Linked DNA regions of Homo sapiens: region 2 is linked to region 1. A link is a loop called in an ENCODE intact Hi-C map of the cell type or tissue named here. Cell type or tissue: heart left ventricle. All regions are shown on one strand. Links, peaks and the distances in the headings refer to the core of each region. The heading gives the core; the rest is flanking DNA. Region 1 overlaps CDK5RAP2 (CDK5 regulatory subunit associated protein 2). Region 2 overlaps CDK5RAP2 (CDK5 regulatory subunit associated protein 2).

Region 1 (11,084 bases), core at 1,233-9,232:
CAATACAACCAGGGCCAGAAGAGCGGCTGTGGCTAAAGAACGGGTACTGAGTGGAGTAAGGGGGGGCCTGGGAACTCCCATACCTGAAAATTCCTACACCTGGGAGCTCCCACATCCGGGTTCTATTAATAATAGATGCTACTGTGTGTCAAGCACCTACCATTGTTCCAGGCAAGGTGCTAGACACTTTCATAATGAGGCATTTACTCTTCACAACATACGATGGCCCACAAGGCCCCCATCAGCTAGACCCCCCTGACCTCGCTGCCCTCTTCTCCTGTGGCTCTCCGCAGCCAGTTCTGCTCCAGCAACCCTGGCTGTCTTGCCGTTCCTCTTACACACCAGGTCAGAGCCCTTAAGCCTGCTGCTCTACCTGGAAAGTTCTCCAGGTTGCTCCCTTACTTTCTTCAAGTGTGTGCTCAGCCATCATCTTCTCAGACCAGTCTTCCCTGACCATCCACCTTACTCTCCATATTCCTTCCCTTCACCACTTGCCCCATGGAACCTCCTAATATAGTATTTAATTTATATGTGTATTTTGCTTGCAGTTTTCCCACCAGAATGCAAGTTCCATGAGGGCAGGGAATTTTGTGTATTTTGTTTGCTGCTATATCTCCAGCACCTAGAATGGTACCTGGCACATAGCAGACACTGTGGCAGATTAAACATAGCCATAAATTATTTGACTTCCCTTCCATCAAGAGGTGTGGAGTCTATGTCCCCTCCTATTGAATCTGGGCAGCATAGCACCTGCTGTGACCATGAGAATACGGCAGAAGTGACACTATGTCAGTTTCTGTTCTTTCCAGCCATCCCCGACAAGGTACCAGACATATGAGTGAAGAATCATGGACCCTCCAGTCCACCCCATCCACCAGCTGAAGACCATGAGTAACCTGGGCCACATGGAGCAGAATACCCAGCTATGCCCTGCCCAAGTCCTTGGCTCGCAAACTCATTAGGTATAATGAAATGATTGTTGTTTTGGGGTAATTTGTTATGCAGCAATAGATATCAAGGAAAGCACTCAATAAGCATCTGTTGGATGACTGAATAAATTAAGGAATGAGATGGATGGGACTGCTCCCATTTTATGAATGAGGAAACAGGCTGAGACAGGTAATTTGCCTAAGATCACAGTCACCAAGGGACAGCACCTGCCTTATTCCAGGTCTCTCTCATTCCAAATCTTCTCAGTTCGCCTCCACACCATGGTTTAGATCTCTTTTGCATGACTCACTAACACAATGATCCCAGTCCACTTAACGTATATCTAATACTCACTTTTAGAAATCTTCCCCTGAAAAATGCTGTGAAGAATAACTATAAAACCTGTGTTAAGCCAGCCATTTAGGTACACCTTTAAATTCACAATAAATGTGTATGTCATCCTAGAAAGATCGTGCACACCCGTTAATTCTAAAAATGTTCACGTATCATGCTGAGTAAAGAGTGTGCACTTTTCCTGTGCACAGTAATTACAGGTCCACTTACCTCATTTCCGAGATTCAGTTTCCTCCTCTATACAAACGACTATCAGAACCATATTTTGATGTCTGGTTCAAGTTCCAGTGTATGTATGTGTATTCAGCAACCATTTATTCCATGCTCCTTTTAATTTCCTTTTAATTTTTAATTCAGCTACCTAGGTTAAGAACGTCTTACACGGCTTAAGCAATAAGGGCTACTAACGTGCCACATTTCTCCCACAAATCCCCTAACAGAGTTGACAACGTGAAAATGACCTGTTACAGAATTCCACAAAGGACATGTAGTTTTGTCATTCCCCAAGATTTGTAGTTTTGTCATTCCCCAAGATTAGGAGTTCTTAACCTAAGGTCCATTGACTGGGCCAGGGATCCTATGCAAATTTGTATGCGTGTACATTTGCGGTCGGGGGTCAGGTAGAAGGCCCACAGCATCAACAGAACCTTGGGGAAAGTTAGGATACCAAAGAGTATAGACCGCTTCTCTTATTTTACTCATTAGTTATGGAAACCACCATTTACTGAGCACCAGCTATGAACCAAACACAGGCCAAGGCATTTTTACACAAAACATCTCAAACCCTAATGACTGCCTACATGGTAAGTATTATTAGTCCTGTTTTTACAGAAAGAGAACTAAGGCCCACAGAGGTTGAGATATTTTCACAAAGCTTTACAAAAGCTCTAGTAAGTTCTAGTGCTGAAATCCAAACCCCAGTCAGTGTGACCCCAAATTCTGTGCTTTTTCCACCCAAATGTGCTATTGTTAAGGCTAAAGAAAACATAAAACCACTCTGTGACATAGGCTTCCACTAGCCAATAATTTCAATACCTGAAATTAATTTATCATTTCTTAAGGACTTGGATTGATGGACTCTCTAGCCTGAGACTGAGGCCCTCCTTCTAATGAATGGGGCAGAACCAAGCACCTTCAACCTCATATGAAGAGCAGTCAAAGAAAGTTTAAAGCAAAATGACCATAGGGGGAGGGCAGGTTTGTGTGCAGAGATGGCCCTGAAGAAGAGTGCTGCCATGGCAACACAAAGACAGCAGACAGGCTCATGCACTTGCCACCAGTGGGGTTCTAATAAATGTTTTGGGGAGGCATGGAGATGGCATGTCTTGCCTGAGTACAACAATCAGAACTGAAAATTGATCATCTTGGGTGGTTTTTCCAAACCTCCTTCGATATTCCTGGACTGTGAAAACAGACAGCCCTAGTCTTGAATCCTGCCTCTACTGCTAACTGGCAGTGTGACCAGAGATGGATAACTTAAATCTTTCTGAGTGTTTCCTTTCCGGTAAATGAAGACAATAATGCAAACTCCCAGGGTCCTTGGAGGTCTGGAGGAGAGAATGCACAATGGGAGCCCAGCACAGAAGCTAATGCAGAGCAAATGAAGCCGTGTCACCTCTCTCTGTCCCCACATACAACCCCCAGACTGATCCTCACTACCCGGTTTCCTCACATGGCCATGGCATCACCACCACCACCACCACCCCACAACAAGGTTCAGCTCTTGCCCCTCCCTCTCACAGGCATCTTGTCATCCAACAGTTAACCCAGGCCTTAAGGTGTGGCACGCCCTCAACACAGAGCACCTGGGAGATGAAAAGCGAGGATTTGGTGCTTTTCATGGCCAAGAGTGTCCAAATCCTACCCTGTCAATCACTCCTGCTATCCCCAGAGTTCTCAAAGGAGTTATACACAACAATAGCAGAATGGGGAATCAAAGTACAATTCTGTGACAATTTCATATCCAGATAAGTGCTTTCTGATAAAATTAAGGGTTTGGGGTAGTTGATGTTGTTACTGTTTGGGAAAAGGGAGGGTGTGTGCAGCTTAGGGAGCTGCCCAGGTTCTCTTATTCAAGTAGAAGTAGAAGTGCACAAAGATGACTGATGAGGAAATGAGGGAGTTGGCCTGCCCAGCAAAGACTAGGCCTGGCTACATCTGGAGCAGGAAAGCAAAAGAATCTGGAACTTGGGTTCTTATAACTCACCCATTAACAAGAATGGCCCCCAAAATATCCTGAACTCTCATCACTCAGATTAGTAACTCCTCCCTCCTTAATTATAAAGGAAGAAGGGTAGAAGCTGCAGTACTAAGAAAGGTATTCCTCCCGCCAGACAGCTCCCTACCCCGCATCCCACTGCCTCTGCCTTCTTCAGAACTCAGCTCCCAGCCAGTCAGCTGCAACAGCTTCCTAACTGGTCTTGCTGCTTCTGGGTTCACCCCACTAAACCACATGTAGACCTCTGATCATTACGTCTCTGCTCGGCATCCTTCATTGACTCCAAGTTAACTGCAGAATGAAGCTACCCTACGAGGAGTCTACTCAAGGCTCCTACTAGTGGGCTTCAGCTTACGTTTCAGCTTTATCTGCAACCAGTCCCCTTCATCCAACCACTTCATTAACATACTTTCAGGCTCTCTGCCTGTATCTACCAGTCCCCTCCACCTGGAAAAAGTACAAATTCCCTCCAGTTCCACCTAGAGAAAGCATGCTATCCTTCAAGGCCCAATTCAAGTGCCATCTCTTCCACAAGGCCCAATTTGATTACTCAGGCCATCACCAATCATCCTCATAAAATACCACCCAACATTTTCTTCTATAAACTCTATGACATTTAGGAGAGTGCTGGGCACTTTACCCATCACCTCACTCAACTCTCACAACCCTATGAAGCAGGTACAGGCATAGCTCATTTCATTGTGCTCTGCTCTACTGCACTTCACAGAGATTTTGTATTTTACAAATTCAAGGTCTGCAGCAACCCTGCATCAACCAAGTCTGTCAGCATCACTTTTCCAACAGCATGTGTTCATTTCGTGTCTCTGTGTCGCCTTTTGGTAATTCTTGCAATATGTCAAACTTTTTCACTATTAGTATCTGTTATGGTGATCAGTGATCTTTGATATTCCTATTCCAGTTGTTTGGCAGTGCCTCAAATCACACCCATATAAGACGGCAAACTTAACGGATAAAAGTGTATTCCAAGAGCTCCACCAACTGGCCATTCCCTGTCTCCTTCCCTCTCCTCATGCCTCCCTATGCCCTATGATACAACAAAATTGAAATTAGGCCAGTGAATAACCCTATAATGGCTTCTAAGTATTCAAGTGAAAGGAAGAGTCACATGTCTCTCACTTTTTAAATCAAAAGCTAGAAATGATTAAGCTTAGTGAGGAAGGCATGTCAAAAGTCAATAGAGCCAAAAGCTAGGCCTCTTGCACCAGTTAGCCAAACTGTGAATGCAAAGAAAAAATTCTTGAAGGAAATTAAAAGTGCTACTCCAGTGAACACATGAATGGTAAGAAAGCTAAACAGCCTTGCTGATATGGAGAAAGTTGTGGTCTGAATAGATCAAACCAGTCACAATATTCCCTTAAGCCAAAGTCTAATCCAGAGCAAAGCCTTAACTCTCTTCAATTCTATGAAAGCTAAGAGAGGTGAAGAAGCTGCAAAAAGAAAAAACAAAAATTGAAGCTAGCAGAGGTTGGTTCCTGAGGTTTAAGGAAATAAGTCATCTAAGTAACATAAAAGTGTAAGGTAAAGTTACAAGTGCTGATGTAGAAGCTGCAGTAAGTCATCCAAGAGATCTAAGATAACTGATGGAGGTAGCTACACTAAACAGGTTTTCAATGCAGATGAAACAGCCTTACATTGGAAGAAGATGCCATCTAGGAGTTTCATAGCTAAAGAGGAGCAGTCAATGTCTGGCTTCAAAACTTCAAAGGACAGGGTGACTTCCTTATTAGGGGCTAATGCAGCTGGTAACTTTAACTGGAAGCCAGTGCTCACTTATGATTCCAGAACTCCTTAAAAATTATGCAAAATCTACTCTATCTGTGCTCTACAATGGAACAACAAAGCCTAAATGACAGCACATCTGTTTACGGCATGGTTTACTGAATATTTCAAGCCTACTGTTGAGACCTACTGTTCAGAAACAAAGATTCCTTTAAAAATATTACTGCTCATTGACAATGCACCTGGTCATCCAAGAGCTCTGATGGAGATGTACAAGAAGATGAATGTTGTTTTCATGCCTGCTAACACAACATCCATTCCGCAACCCACAGATCAAGGAGTAATTTTAACTTTTCAAGTCTTTAAAAAATACATCTGTAAAGAGTGATTCCTCTGATGGATCTGGGCAAAGTAAATGGAAAACCTTTTGGAAAGGATTCATCATTCTAAATGCCCTTAAGAACATTTGTGATTCATGAGAAGGGTCAAAATACCAACATTACAGGAGTTTGGAAGAATTTGATTCCAACCCTCATGGATGACTTTGAGGGATTCAAGACTTTACTTCACTGCTAATGTGGTGGAAATAGCAAGAGAACTAGAAGTGGGGTCTAAAGATGTGACTGAATTGCTGCAATCTCATGATAAAGCTTGAACAGATACGGAATTACTTCTTATGAATGGGCAAAGAAAGTAGTTTGTTGAGATGGAAACTTCTCCATCTCAAGATGCTGTGAACATTGTTGAAATGACAACAAAAGACTTAGAATATTATGTAAACTTAGTTGATAAAGCAGTAGCAGGGTTTGAGAGGACTGACTCCAGTTTTGAAAGAAGTTCTACTGTGGGTAAAATGCTACAAACAGCATTACATGCCATAGAGAAATATTTTGTGAAAGGAAGAGTTAATCAACGTGGCAAACTTCATTCTTGCAGCAACCACCACCCTGATCAGTCAGCAGCCATTAACATTGAGGCAAGACCTTCCACCAAGAAAGATTACAACTAGCTGAAGGTTCTGATGATCATTAGTATTTCTGGCAGTATTTTTAATTCAGGTATGTATGTTGTTATTTTAGATGTAATGCTGTTGCACACATAATAGGCCACAGTATAGTGTTAACATAACTTTTATATTCACTGGAAAACCAAAAAATTCGTAAGACTCGCTTTATTCCAATCCCTAATATCTCCTGAGGGACGTCTGTACCTTAATTATACCCATTTTACCAATCAGAAAACTGAAGTTCAAAGACTTCAAGCAACTTAACCAAAGCAACATAGGTAAAAAATAGTAGAAGCAGGATTTGAAACCAGGTCTACCTGCATTCTTTTTACTCTACCAGTGGTTTTACAAGCCAAATCCAAGAAGCTCTAGGATTAGGAATACCCAAACCTGGTTGGATATCAGTACCCTCTAACTACATGTTCTTGGGCCTTCCTCTAGAAATTGACTCAGTAGCTTAGGGAAGACCACAGAAAATTATATTTTATTTCAATAAAAAAAGCCACCATCCTAAGGAATCTGCAGAGCCCCCCGGGTGCATCTGTTTTATTTGCTTCTGAACAAAGGGTTTACACAGGAAAAAAAAGAACCCTATCCTACACCAGACTACTGCCTTGATTTAAAGTTAGTGCTGCCACAGCAAGACCTGTATGATGATGTCAACTAATGGCCTCAATTTCTACACTAATGGGCAATTTTCCCTTAAGATTCACAGGTGCACTCTGGACCAGCACTGGGCTGAGAGCTGCCTCTGCATGGCAGGGTTCTCTTAGAGCAGACTGGCTGATTAAAAAAAAAAAAAAAAAAAAAAAAAAAAAAAAATATATATATATATATATATATATATAGTGGATTGTTTGAAAAATAACATGTTCTAAAATCTTAGAATCACATTAGAAATGAAAAGCCAAGCCCTCACACTTCCTCCTCCAGCCAGCTAGTTTTGTTTTATCTCTGGCCAGATGGAGAATGAGAAGGTTCTCATCCATCAAATTTCCACCTTATCAGGTTTCACTGCGAGAAAGCTTGTCAAAGTGCTCAGTGGTTACCTTTAAATATACAAAGGAAATTTCTCCACAATCTTAATGAGGAAGAGATACTCTGTGATGTAAGGAGAATTTCCAGAATTAGTAGGTGAGAGCACTGTTCAAGCCACGTTTTGTGGAGCCTCATTGCTCCTGCAGGCTGTGGCGGAAACAGATGATGTGTGGAGGTGGGTGCCAGGCCTCCTACCTCACTTCACCCTGAGCAGCTCCACTTCTGTGTTTTCTCTCCATAACAGTTCATTCAAACAAATAATTCATATGCTGGGGGAAAAAAACTTAGAGGCCACCAGAATGAAACAGTCCTTGGCATACAGAACTAACAAACATGTGCCTCACCTAACAGTATGGTGCTAGCTGTGATGACTGCACAAGTTCTGAGCAAAGGGCTTGATGTAGCTTTCACCAGTTGCCCCCTTCTCCAGCCCCACTCACTGTTCCCCATGAGCCAGGCTCATTCATGGACCCCAAACCTTGGCACAGGCCTTCCTGCTACCAGGAATGCATTCCCACCTCCCATTCCCCCAGGCAAACAGCTACCTATCCTTCAAGTCTCAGCTCAAATCCACTTCCTCTGTGAAGCCTTCCCTCCCTCCCTCTCTGGTCTATTAGCACAGTTCCATTCTTTGTGCTTCCAAAGCATTCGGTCCATTCCACTATCAGGACTTATCATGCTATATTTTAATTAGCTCTTTGTATTTCTATGCTATTTCTTCACTAGATTCCTTCAGAGACTGTGTATGATTTTATTCGGTCCTGTACTCCTAGTGCCCAGGACAGAGCCTGGCACAGAAATGATAAAATGAGAGGGTGACATAAGGGAAAGTCTCCCTGTTTGTGCCCCATGGAGATTACAGCAATTCCATATAAAAACTGTTGGGGACAGCCTTTTAAAACAGCTTTAACAGCAGCCCCAGGTATGAGCCACTGAGATTCTCCAGAGTTTCTCAATAGCAGAGCGCTCCGACTCCCTTCTTATAGGGATCAATCAGCTGGAAAGGAACAGACAAGCACTTTCTTCAGAGGAGAGGTTACTATTGATCAAGGAAGAAATTTATAGCTTTGGTGACTTGGCTGGTAAAAGGGCAGACAACATTTATTAATCAACACCGTCTGGTAGATTCTAGCAGGTGATGGTTTGTCATTCAAAGTCCTGAGCCAGCACCTGCCACACAATTAAAAGCAGGAAAACAGGAAAGAAAAGAAGGAATCGGATACACTGAGCATCAACTTCTCTGTGCCAGGAACCACGGTAGGCATTTTCTCACACATTACATTTTACTATTCATTTGTTTAATCCTAAAATAGATATCATCAACCCCACTTTAGGGGAGTGAACATAAGTTTAATGAGTTTAAGCTGTTGGCTTAGAAGTTAAGCACTTGTAAGTGAAGCTGAGATTGCAACCCAAGTTGAGAACTATTTTCCACTATTCCAAAGATGGCCACTGAAATTGCTACGTTTCTAGTGCCCGAGGCCAAGGCATCATCATCAAAATAGCTACCAATTATTGCTCATTTATGATGTGTCAAGTATTATGCTAAGTGTCACTCCCTCTCTCAGATAAACCTAACAACTAATCGCTATTATTCTGATAAGAAATGGGCATACTATGGTTCGAAGAGGCAAACTTGCTGGTTCACAGTTCAACAACTAGTAAGTAATGGAGCCAGGACTCCAAACCAGTTTGACTCGTGTTTCTGGCTTCAGGCTTCTTCCAACATAGGTCATTTAAACTGCACATTATTCTATAAAGAGACCAACTCAAAACTTTCACACCTAATACACACACACACACACACATATATATACATTTTTTTTTAGGGCAAGAGGAGCTTTGGCCATTAGTAAAAAATATAGTACCTCAGATCTGTGGTCTTAGCCCTAACCAACCAGCCTGTAGAGACACTGTCTCCAAATGCCATGTTTTGATTCTGATTTACCAAGAGATGTTCTAAATGCTGTCACAATCTCATTTGGAGATATCCATCAATGAGTACATGTGAGAACTGGGAGGTTCAGGCTGAACTACCCTGAAATTAAACCCACTCCTGTCAAAGCACATGGGATTAGCCAGCTGGGTGACCGGTACGACTTTAATTAGATTTTTGGGCTTTAGCCAGCAAATGCATCCCCACAGAGCTAAGGGCCCAGGTACTGAAGCACACACTTGTCAGGGTAGCGGATGACGGGTCTCATAACAGATGAAAGCATTCTGAAATAGTCTGGGGAATATGGCCAAGGCAATGTCTAATATATGTTGCTTATAAAGGAGAACAAAAAAACCTTAGCTTGCTTCTCTCCCACACCCACCCTGAGTAGAATACCAAGCGCCTGAACCAGAGAGAGTGCACCTAAAATAAAGATTTCCCTCACCCTTCACCAAACACACACATTCATGCACATGTGCACACTCACACACACTAAAAGGAGAGCCCAGGTTTCTGGGCTCTGACAATGTATCAAACTCAGATGTATGAAGGCAGAGATGTGAGGATCCAAGCAGCATCCCTGTTACCAACCTCAAGAGTAGGACACTTTAAACATCCCAGTTAGGGCATAGACTTGGGAACACTGGGTTTTTTGTTTGTTTTTGCAAAGGTCTCCTGAGTTTCCTTCAAGGGATATGGGCCCCTTTGGCAGCAGGGAGGTATACTACAATACAGGGGACCTATCTGTGATCCTCACTTTTTCACCTTCTTCACTGTAAATAAGACTACCAAAGTAAAAACCAAAGCTTGTATTCATCAGAGCCTAACAATATCATTACAAGTACTCAATAAATGTGTTGAATAAATAAAAAACTGCAAATTACAACACATGCTGAGTCAACCGGCACTAGGTCACTGCAATCACAGGCAATTAAAACAAACAAACATGGAGAACTGACTCTCGGGGCTCAACTTCTCAGTGTTCGTGCACAATGAGACACAGTGAATTCATAAGCCTCTGATCCAAGCTCAATTTTCAGCAGAAGAATTGCCTCCCTACAAAATGCTAAAGAAGAGGCACAATGAGACTGGCAATAAATGTTGTTGGCATGAGCAAAGGATGGTTTGATCATATCCAAGAGTAATGGTTGGCTTACCATCAAAATTCAAGAACGCTACAAAAACCAGGACTGCTTGATCTGGATCCTGTACATAGGATTTAGGTCAGGGCTCATCTGTAAAACAGGGCTGCAGCATTTCTAACTGATTTTGTAGTTCTTGTCCAAGAAAAGAGAATAATGGGAAACAGCTAGATATAGTCCCAGGGACTGAAAAGCTTCTACTTTCAAGCTTACTGACTTGGATAACATTGATCTGGCCCCATGCAGAATTGCTTTTGTTGAATGGGGTATTGTTGAAGATGCTATAAACTGCTCAAAGTACTCTTTATAAAAGCTCACCAGAGGCAATTCTTTCCTTGGGCCTCAGTGCCAGCAAAAGCTGTCCTTTTACTTGACATGTTCATCTTACAGACACTGCAGACCTTGTAACTGATTTTCTCTTTTTGCTTTCCCTGCCAGGAGCTACCAGTTGAATTGTAAGTCCCCCTCTTTAGCACTGTGAAGGATATCACAACATGCTTTTTTTTTTTTTTTTTTTTTTGAGACAGTCTCGCTCTGTCGCCCAGGCTGGAGTGTAGTGGCACGATCTCAGCTCACTGAAACCTCTGCCTCCCAGGTTCACGTGATTCTCCTGCCTCAGCCTCCCAAGTAGCTGGGACTACAGGTGTCTGCCACCACACCCAGCTAATTTTTGTATTTTTAGTCGATACAGGATTTCACCATGTCGACCAGGCTGGTCTT
Region 2 (11,084 bases), core at 2,258-10,257, 56 kb after region 1:
ACCACAAAGAAGCAAAAAAAAGGGAAGTTGTTGATATTACGGAACTGTTCTATATTCTGATTGTGGTGATCATTACACGTGCCAAGAACTGCACACACATATAAAAAACTATAACCACACATACATACATATAGATTACAATAGTGATTACAAGGGAATATACATCTGTCAGAGTTCATCCAACACCTAAAATTGGTGCATTTTATTTTATGTAAATTATATCTCAATAAAGCTGATTTTTAAAATAACTAAAATGAAATAGGGCAAAATGTGAAAAGCTACACTTGGACGCTAGTACATCTTCACACATAAACACTCATCACGTATTTTTTTCAGCGTTTTAAAAAATAATTTTTAATAGCATATCATATTCTTTTTAGTAAATACTTTTTTTTTTTTTTGAGACAGAGTCTCGCTCTGTCACCCAGGCTGGAGTGCAGTGGTGCAATCTCAGCTCACTGCAACCTCCGCCTCCCGGGTTCAAGCGATTCTCCTGCCTCAGTCTCCCAAGTAGCTGGGATTACAGGTGGGTGTCACCACGCCCATCTAATTTTTTTATTTTTAGTAGAGATGGGGTTTCACCATGTTGGCCAGGCTGGTCTTGAACTCCTGACCTCAGGCGATCCACTCGCCTCAGCCTCCCAACGTGCTGGGATTACAGGTGTGACCCACCACACCCGGCCCATAAATACAATTTTATGACTGAATAAAAGAAAACGATAAGCATATTTCACATTAAGTATATTTTGAAACTGTCTACCCTTGGCCCTCTTGTTAACACTTAAGGTTTCAATTTTGTGGTTAATAAGAACAGCACAAGAAACAACTGGTAGGTTCATTAGCACCTCCTTTTAAGGAAACAGCACATAAAACATTCATTCAAACAAAAAACGACTACCCCGCCAGATGCTTCCTATAAAGAGAAACCTTATTCTGTTACTCAGCTACCAATAAAATATTTATGTAGGTTGCTTAGAATGCCCCCATTGTACACAATGCTAAAATTCTTAACAACACTTGAAAGAATATTTGTCCTATTTATAGGTAAAGAAATTTTTGTATATGGCAAAGCAAAATACGCCTTTAGAAGGTCACAGCAAACAACAGACAGTCCCAAATGAATAAAATGAAATACAAGCACCATCTTTTCCACCATGGCCAGTTCAGTTCTCTGCTTAGTACCACTTTCCTCACAGTTTTCTCTGAATACCACTACCAGGCTGGACTGGGGATCCTTCTTCATGTTTCCACACACTCTCTACTTTATCAGAGCAATGCCCATACTGCATTGTCCTAGCTGGATACTCGGCTTTCTACCCACCCCCATCCCATAACCTCCCTGTGCACTCTAGACTGTAACCCAACAGATGGTTACTAAATAGCCAATGGTTGGCAGAATAGATGGACAGACACATTTAAGAATTTCTTGGCCAGGCAGTGTGGCTCACACCTGTAATCCCAACACTTTGGTAGGCAGAGCCAGAAGGCTCACTTGAGCCCAGGAGTTTAGGACCAATCTGGACAACATGGCGAAACCACTTCTCTACAAAAAATTTTTTAAAAATTAGCTGGGTATAGTGGCACACACCTGTAGTCCCAGCTACTCGAGTGGCTGAGGCTGGAGGATCACTTGAGGCCAGGAGGTCGAAGCTACAGTAAGCCATGATCATGCTACTGCACTCCAGCCTGGGTGACAGAGTGAGACCCTCTGTCAAAAAAAAACTTTTTTTTTTTTTTTTGAGACAGTCTCGCTCTGTCACCCAGGCTGGAGTGCAGTGGTGCAATCTCGGCTCACTGCAACCTCCGCCTTCCGGGTTCAAGCGATTCTCCCTGCTTCAGCCTCCCGAGCAGCTGGGATTACAGGTGCCCGCCACCACACCTGGCTAATTTTTGTAGTTTTAATAGAGACGAGTTTTCACCATGTTGGCCAGGCTGATCTCGAACTCCTGACCTCAGGTGATTTGCCCACCTCGGCCTCCCAAAGTGCTGGGATTACAGGCGTGAGCCACCGTGCCCAGCCAAGAAATTCTTTTTTAAAAAATTTTTAGGCTGGGCACGGTGACTCACGCCTGTAATCCCAGCACTTTGGGAGGCCGAGGCAGGCAGATCATGAGGTCAAGAGATCGAGACCATCCTGGCCAACATGGTGAAACCCTGTCTCCATTAAAAATACAAAACTTAGCTGGGTGTACTGGTGTGCACCTGTAGTCCCAGCTACTCCGGAGGCTGAGGCAGGAGAATGGCTTGAACCCAGGAGGCGGAGCTTGCAGTGAGCCGAGATCACACCACTGCACTCCAGCCTGGCGACAGAGTGAGACTCCGTCTCAAAAAAAAAAAAAAAAAAAAAAAAAAAAAGAATTTCTTTAAGGCAGTGTGATGTAACAAGAGCCCCCTTAGACTTCAGACCGATCTGGTATACATCACTCCCTGGTTAAACCCTCTATTAGCTCTTTTTTCCATCATTCTTAGAATAAAACTCCCTGCCACAGCCACAAAGTGCTGTATCATCTGGCCCCTGTCCACCTCTCCAACCACATCAGGTATCATCTTCTCCCCTGTTCACAATATTCCAGCCTCACTGGCCTCCTTTCCAGTCCTGAAATAAGCCAAGCCCTTGTCTGCCTACAAAGCTCTTTCTGACGCGTCTGCCAGGGTGGCTCGATCTCATCCCTTCCACCTCAGCTCCAATGTCACTGCCTTGGGGAGGGCCTCTCCAACTACACCATCTAAAGTGGGCCCCATCTCTATGAACCCAACCAGCTCACTCTCTAATACATAGCTCTTACTTTCTTGCTAGAATTTTTCACAATCTGTATATGTTTCATCTCTTTGCATGTTTATTATTATCATGTTTATTACATGAATATAATCCACTTAATCTTTCATGGCTGTTTCCTCCAAGGTTTTAACAAGTATCTAGAACACAGTAGACGTTCAACAAATTGTTAAATGAGTGAACAAATTAATGAATAAATACAATCCAGACCACTTTACTAGCTGTATGGCCTTAATGAAGTTCACTTTTCCTACATGCCTCAGTTCCTCCATCTATAAAAAAGGGATTATTATAACCATCTCAAAAAGCTAGTCTAAGAATTAAAAGAAATTAATTAGAATGTTTAATATAGTTGCTAGTAAAACATAAGAATTTAAAACATTGAGGCCGGGCACGGTGGCTCACGCCTGTAATCCTAGCACTTTGGGAGGCCGAGGCGGGTGGATCACGAGGTCAGGAGATCGAGACCATCTGGCTAACACGATGAAACCCCGTCTCTACTAAAAATACAAAAAATCAGCCAAGCATGGTGGCGGGTGCCTGTAGTCCTAGCCAAGCGGGAGGCTGAGGCAGGAGAAGGGCATGAACCTGGGAAGCAGAGCTTGCAGTGAGCCGAGATCAGGCCACTGCACTCCAGCCTGGGCAACACAGAGCAAGACTCTGTCTCAAAAAAAAAAAAAAAAAAAAGAAAACAAAGAATTTAAAACATTGTTTTTCTCATGTGTACTTTTCCCCTTAAGAGAAACAAGAAAAAAAAAAAAAAAAAAACTTGAGGTGGAAAAACTGAAAACAGCTTACAATACAGTAGGAATAATTACCCAAAATATAAAACCCACAAAATATGACTTGGAAACCTAATGCTCAAAAGAAAGCTAATGCAAGGCTGTATTTGCCACATTCCAGCCCTTGGAAGCCATGTGTTACTGTGGAAGTGCAGCCATCTGAAATGGGAAACATCTCAACATGACTACAGGGTGGTGCTTTCTGAAACTGGAAAAGGGCCCCAGCTTAGCGGCAGGAAAAATTTTGCAGGAGCTACTAGTCAGTCATTCTGGGTTCCTCCTACTCCCATTCTCTGTCAAAAGCCTTGCCTAGCCTGAAGTTCCATCTAAAAGGGAAGAAAAACCAACAACATAAAAAGGAATCAGGGCAACTCCAACCCGCCCCACCTCAACTGAAATCTAAGCAAAGTACACCTAACTCTGGCTATCCGCTTCAATGGCTCACAAGAACCTGGGCCTCCAAAGCTGAGGCTCACCCTACCAAATCATCTTTCCACCCAAGACAGCAAGAGCTAAGAGCAAGAGCTCTCGGGCCAGCAGAAACAGACTAAACTACCAGAGCTGCTACTTTTGCAGTGTGTGACCTTGGGAAAATTATTTAACATCTTTGTCCAGTGTTGGCTCATCTATAAAATGAGGATAAAGTCAATTCCCTCACAGGGGTGTTGTGACAACTAAATGAGCTAAAGCACCTGGCAGAGCCTTGCACTTAGCAAGCAGGAAACACAGGATAGCGTTAAAAATCACGTAGAGTGAAGGCAACACCAAGGCACTAAAGGGAAGAGATCTTCTCCAACCCACCCATACTGCTGTCTCAAGGCCTGTGTTCTCCACTCACTATTGACCAGGAATGGTCTGTGCTGATCCTGGCTGTTGCTGACCCTGTGATTATGCTCCACTTGCCAGCCCATTCACAGTCTCAAGACAGTATGGCATCTTTCCTCCATGAAGTCATCAATTTTTAAATTTTTACATCTAGGGAAGTATTCTGGTCTGCATACATAGATGGTGGTATTGTCTCTTTTTTTTTGAGACAAGAGTCTCTCTCTGTCACCTAGGTTGGAGTGCAGTGGCGCGATCTCGGCTCACTGCAACCTCCGCCTTCCGGGCTCAAGCGATTCTCCTGCCTTAGCCTCCCAAGTAGCTGGGATTACAGGCACATGCCACCATGCCCAGCTAATTTTTTTATTTTTAGTAGAGACGGGGTTTCACCATGTTGGCCAGGCTGGTCTCAAACTCCTGACCCCAGGTGATATGCCCGCCTTGACTTCCCAAAGTGCTGGGATTACAGATGTGAGCCACCGCACCCAGCCGATATTGTCTATCTTAAATAATGGTATGTGTATACACACACACACAGTAAAGCCTTTTTTAAAAAGGAAAAAAAAAAATTGGCTTCTCAGGCCCTCAATAAGCAGATCTTTGGGCCACAATGAATTTTTTAACCTTTTTGAAAGTACAAACACTGTTAGACTTCACCTAGCATAACAAAAACCATGAACTTGGCTACCCAAAGTTCATCTCTAGTAAACAATACTGCATGTAAGATAATACTGCCTACAGCAGCTAAGTGAGGTAGTAAAGAGGGGAGGATACTTTGGAATCAATTTCTGATGCTGATACTCTCCTTGGTGTTTTCAAATCATCAAGAAAACTGTTACTAGGTAAGTATCTTATAAATAATACTGGAGAAATAACAGAATTTTTTTTTTAAACAGGGTCTCTCTCTGTCGCTCAGGCTAGAGTGCAGTGGCGCATTCATGGCTCACTGCAGCCTCAACCTCCCAGGCTCAAGCAATCCTTCCACCTTAGCCTCCCAAGTAGCTGGGACCACAAGCACACATCACCATGCCCAGCTAACTTTTTAATTTTTTTTTGTAGAAATGGGGTCTCACTTTGTGACCCAAGCTGGGTCACAACTCCTGGGTTCAAGCGATCCCCCTGCCTTGGTCTCCCAAAGTGCTGGGATTACAGGTGTGAGCCACCACACCCAGCCTCAATAACAGAAATTTAAAACTGAATCTCAAACACCAGTTGGAATTTAACTACCTTATGAAATCAACTATTTTCATATTCTTTTCAACCTTTGCTCATGAATACACATTTTTGCAGAATTATAACATAAGTGAATTTGCATATTCCATTGCTTTCATTTAATATTTCTTAAGTATTTTTCATATTGTGGCAGAATTACACAAAACTATCAGTTGAAATAACTGCACTACCTTGTGCTGAAGTGATTCACAGTCAACTGTTTAACCATTTCTCTGCTGTGCACTGATAGACTCAGTGTGCTCTCATGGAAAGTGACCAGCTTTACAATCAGAAAGACCAGGCTTGAATTTTGCCTTCTTTTTGCTTCTCAATCACAATAAGCTCATGGGCAAGTTGTTTAATCTCTCCAACCTCAGCTTCCTCATCTGTGAAATATCCTCAACACACGCTTGTCAAAAGCAAAGAGATAACAAATATAAAATATAATTTCCCTTCCTTCCAGTTTTTCACAATTATACACAATGTGGCAACAAACACCTTCATCAACAGAGCTTTATTCCTTCTACTGGGCTGTTTCCCTAGTATCAATTTCCCCAAAATGGATTATTGGGCTCAAGAGTAATTTTATATTTATGGCTATCAAAATCTCTTTCCAAATGGCCTTCAAAAAGATTGTAAAAATTTACACTACTCAGCCCTCCATCTGGCCAGGTTTTTGGAGGGCATGGCCAGGACATGCGAGGTACGGGAACTCAGAGCGTTCAATCCAGCAGGCCATCCCACTACACAAATGAACCCCTGTACTTAACACTTTTACCCCAACAGCCATGAGCCCTACTTGATTCCAAGTACTCAACTCAGCAAAAACCCCTAGCACCGTCAGGCTATATGTTGTGCACAGAGCTCCGTGGAAAGTGGCTATGACACTCGCTCTGCCAGCTACAGACCTGGTCTTCAGCCACTTCCACTGAGCGGCATCCCACACAATTCTTACACTCCTGCCATGTTCTAAGTTCACCCTCATTCTCCCACTCTTAGCCTCACCTTGCCCTCATTACTGCTTGCTTTCCTGACTCTGGCCCCGCATGCCCCCATCCTCATTATAAGCTGTCTGCCTCTAGATATGTCTCTAGGTATATCTCCTCTCCAGCCACTTTAGTAACAATAACCACAGTAGCCGCCCTGTTTGCTAAAGATCTGGTATAGCAGGCACTATCCTAGCATGTTATTTACTCCTCACCACAAGCCTCAGATAAACATTTTTCCCAGTTTTACAGATAAAGCAACCAAAATTTGGAGCTTTAGTATTCCATACAAGGTTACACATTCATTCAATCAACAAATATTAGATGCCTACGATTTTGTTAGGTTCAGCGTTGAGTACCAGACATTGAATAGAGACACATGTTAAGCAAGTACACTAATAAAGAAATAACCACAAACTGTCACAAGAGTCATGGTGGGAGAGACAGGGCGCTGAGTACTTGCTAGAAGACAGAATCATGAGTTGAGAAGGGAGTTGGGGTAGCCTCTCTAACAAGGCCACATTCAAGTTGAGGCAAGAAGGTCCAGGGGCCTGCCATTCAAGGAAAGGGAGAAAGGGTGTCCAGGCAGAGGGTGGAGCATGCACGTAGGCCCTGGCACAGGGACAAGCTGGGTGTGGCTGAGGAACAGCAGCCTGTGTGGCTAGAGCAGTGTACGACGGGGAGAGGAATATGCTGAGTTCAGAAAGACAGGAAGCTGTCGATCACACAGGACGGGTTCTCATGGGCCAAGATTAGGGATTTTATTCCAAGGTCAAAGAAACATCACAGAAGGATGTACAGAAACTGAACACTGATGGGGCAGAACCCAGGGCAGTGGTTGTAGTCAACGGAATCTTTGGATTAGAGCAGACAGACATCAGCATTCATTGAGTACCCTCTATGCACCAAGCATCATGCTAGGTGCTTTCCATACCTTACCTAATTAATAACTGAAGGAAAGATAGTAGTAGCCCCACTTTACACATGAGGTTTTAGAAGCAACCCATTTAAGGCCACAGATCAGTAAGTGGCAGGGCCAAGCCTGAAACCCAGTCCTCATCATTCTCAAATCCATGTCGTATCTACACACCATGGTGCTTCTGAAAGCTTCGGGGCCATACAAGTGGGGCAGGGGTGGAAGGTGAGGGAGCTATGATCTGGCAGTAAGTAACTCACAAACATATTATTGCAAATTTAAAGATGCAAACCTCCTAGTGAAACCACAAACAAAACACTCAAATTTGACCAACTGCCTCGGCTGAGGCCAAGAATTTTCAACAACAGGAATAAGGGCCTCAATGCAAGAATGCCAACATCTCAGGGCAGGTGGGCATAAGATAAGAACAACAAAAGATAAGGAGACCAGGTGTGGACAGGATACAGGCAATTGTTTCAGCCACACCTGGCTAAGAGTTCTTTCAATTCCTTGGAAAGGAAGCTGCTAGACATAACAAATCCTATTCCATAGTATCTACTGTTTATTGCATGTAAGTTATGCTTAATATCTCCGACATCCAGAAATCTCATTTCTAGGAATCTACCCTTAAAAAAAAGAAACACTCGGCGAGGCGTGGTGGCTCACGCCTGTAGTTCCAGCACTTTGGGAGGCCAAGGCAGGCGGATCACAAGGTCAGGAGATCAAGACCATCCTGGCTAACATGGTGAGACCATCCTGGCTAATAAAGTGAAACCCCACCTGTACTAAAAATACAAAAAATTAGCCAGGCATGGTGGCATACGCCTGTAATCCCAGCTACTAGGGAGGCTGAAGCAGGAGAATCGCTTGAACCCGGGAGGCTGCGGCTGCAGTGAGCCGAGATCGTGCCACTCCACTCCAGCCTGGGCAACAGAGTGAGACTCTGTCTCAAAAAAATAAAAAAATAAAAAATCATACAACTATAAAAAGATATATGCACAAGGAGATTCATCACAGCTTTGTTTATAAAAGTGAGAAATTAGAAACAACCTGAAATGTCCCACAGTAAGGTTATATAAATTATGGCTCAATCTATCCCTTTTATTAAGCCTTGATTTAATATTACACAGCCAGTAATAATGCCATCCATGAGTATTGAGAATGGAAAGTTATCCATGTCATTCCCTGTCAAAAGCCAAGATTAAACTCTTCCATATGTTCACAAAGATAGCTACTTGGACAGCATATGTTGTACCAGATTCTGGGTCTTCCCTACTCACCCAAAAAACATGTTTTTTAAAGGGAGAGAGAGATAGCAGTGTCCAGAACAACTCACAACAGGTACAGGCCTTCACAAAATGCTGCCTCCGCAAGGCCTCCTCTGGTCTAGGGAGGGAAGACCAATACGACAGGCTCCCATAGAAGAGCAACTGATTTACCGACTTCCTACCATAAGGCCTGCCATACAGGTGATTATACCCTCAGCTAATGAGGATATTAGACAATGGATTACCAGTTTAAAGACCAAAAAGAAGACATGTGGTTTTCACATGCCAGAGTGAGTACTCCCACAGAACAGTCAAATGAAATAGAAAGGAATTGCTTTGATAGAAGACCTGGGTTCAAAGCTGAATAAGTCCCTACCCCTGTCTGGGCTTCAGAGTCCCCACATGTCAAATGAAAGCACTGGAAGAGATGATTCTTAGAGCTCCTCCAGCTCTGAAATTAACTCCATTCTAAATATCCCTTCATTCCATGCCCTTAGCTCCACATTCCTCCCTTTGGGCCCACAACACCACAGCAGCCTTTTAACTCATCACCTTACCACCAGCCTTGCTCCCCTCCAAACTCTTCTCCTCATAGTCACCAGCCTGGTAAGCTTTTGAAAGCACAATTCTGGTCATTTCCCTCCCCAGATTAAAATCCATTGCTGGTTCCCTTTCATCTTCAGGACAAAAACCAAACAAAGCAGTGTAACATTCAAGAACCTGCAGGAGCTGGCCCCTGCCTGCTTCAATGGCCTCACTTCTCTCCACTCCCCTCACACAGCCTCCTTCCAGCCAGTAAGTTCAGGGAACTTACAGCTCTCTGAACTCATCAAACCCTGTCATGCCTCTCTCTACATTTGCACATGTGAGTCCCTGTGCCTGGGATGCTCCCTAGCTCTCCCCACTTGACCAAACCGTACCTGTCCCTGATGACCCAACTCAGGCAACATCTCCTCCAGAGGCTTCTCTGAACCCCGAGTCATAGCCCCTCCTCTGTGGCCCCACAGCACCCTAGACTTACCTCTGTCCCTGCACTATTTTCCTATCCATCTTCCCAATCAGACTGTGAGCCTCTGGACAGGGGGACTTACCTGGTCTTAATCCACTGCAGATTCCCCCTGGCAGAGAGCCTGGCACAGTGGCATATATTAAAAAATGTTTATTAAATGGATGAACTCTGAGGAAAACCAGAAGGTGACCTATGTGTTGCCAGCTCCCAACTAAATGCAACTCCTGATGGTTAGGTATCAATCATCTGAGACTAGAATAGGACGAATCATGAGTTTCCACTTTAAACCCAAAGTATCTCAGCCCCCTCCTTAATATGCATGCTCTTAAAATTAGCTTTAGGTGCCAAGAGCATTTCCTATAAGCATCCCACAGAAAGTTCAGACTACCACTACATACAGATCATGCATTTTGTAACTCAGGCCAAATGAAAAATTTCAGTGATTCATAAAGACCTGAAAGGGAGACATCAAGAACAGTGTGGCCATTTCAATTCCGGCTGCAGAATTTGCTCTTGAAAATGCTACAATAAAAAATATTAATGCCATAAAAACCTAACAGCAACCAAAGGACTACAGTCATAAAGAAAAAAACATAAATCCTAAAACATGTTGGCATAGAAGGCTCTCCCTCACCTTCAAGTAAAACAGGATTTAGGTCATCAAGAACACATCTGAACAAGGGGAACTTGAATCACATGGCAGAGTGGAAAAAAATAACAGTAATTATAACAATAACAGTAAGAAAAGGAAGAAGCAGTCATGGCAAACACATAGAATGTACTCTGTGCTTTGCAAATATTCACTCATTCAATCCTCCTAACAACCCTATGAAGTAGGTACTGTTATCATGCCCATTGTTAAAATGAGGGAAGTACAGAGAGGTTAAGTGACCGGCCACAGGGCACCCAGGAGAAGTGGACAAACAAGCAGCCTGGCTCCAGAAGCCAATGGGCCTTAGGCAGCACAGACTGCCTCTGAGAACAATTTTGTCACATCACATCCCTGGGCCTCAGTTTCTCCTATATATAATAAAGAGGGTTGTGTTCAATTCTAGGATTCCTTTCAGTTCAATAAGCAGATAAAAGATGTGAAACCAAAATTCTAATATTCTGTGAAATTTTCCAATTTAGAAATAAAATGTAAAACAGTGCCCTTCAAAAATGAAATAACTATCTTGCAGAGCCGCTTTAATATTAAAGTAACATATACAAAGAGCTTAGCACTTAAAGTACCCAGCTCAGAGCAAGAGCTCAATAAACAGTAGCTGTTATTACTCTTATGATAAAACAGGAACAACCATTTAATAGTAGAG

The links. Hi-C counts contacts between places; a loop is a spot of excess contacts. Peaks named below come from ENCODE experiments on the same cell type or tissue, not always from the same donor. Only the 100,000 strongest peaks of a DNase experiment are listed, where the experiment ranks them.
Region 2: it touches region 1 in a loop (2.2-fold over the local background); 1 of 110 quality-filtered maps calls a loop at or near these places.

The regions. Positions count from the first base shown.
Region 1 is chr9:120,500,874-120,511,957 of GRCh38, forward strand. All of the region lies in intron 12 of CDK5RAP2 (CDK5 regulatory subunit associated protein 2), which reads right to left. Among named protein-coding and RNA genes, the nearest start is that of CDK5RAP2, 74 kb to the right of the region's middle. In heart left ventricle, for the core only: a CTCF peak has its summit at 4,510 (motif pointing left); no DNase peak of the experiment used is centred there.
Region 2 is chr9:120,556,046-120,567,129 of GRCh38, forward strand. The region is part of intron 3 of CDK5RAP2 (CDK5 regulatory subunit associated protein 2); the gene reads right to left. Among named protein-coding and RNA genes, the nearest start is that of CDK5RAP2, 19 kb to the right of the region's middle. In heart left ventricle, for the core only: no CTCF peak of the experiment used is centred there; a DNase peak (open chromatin) is centred at 7,209.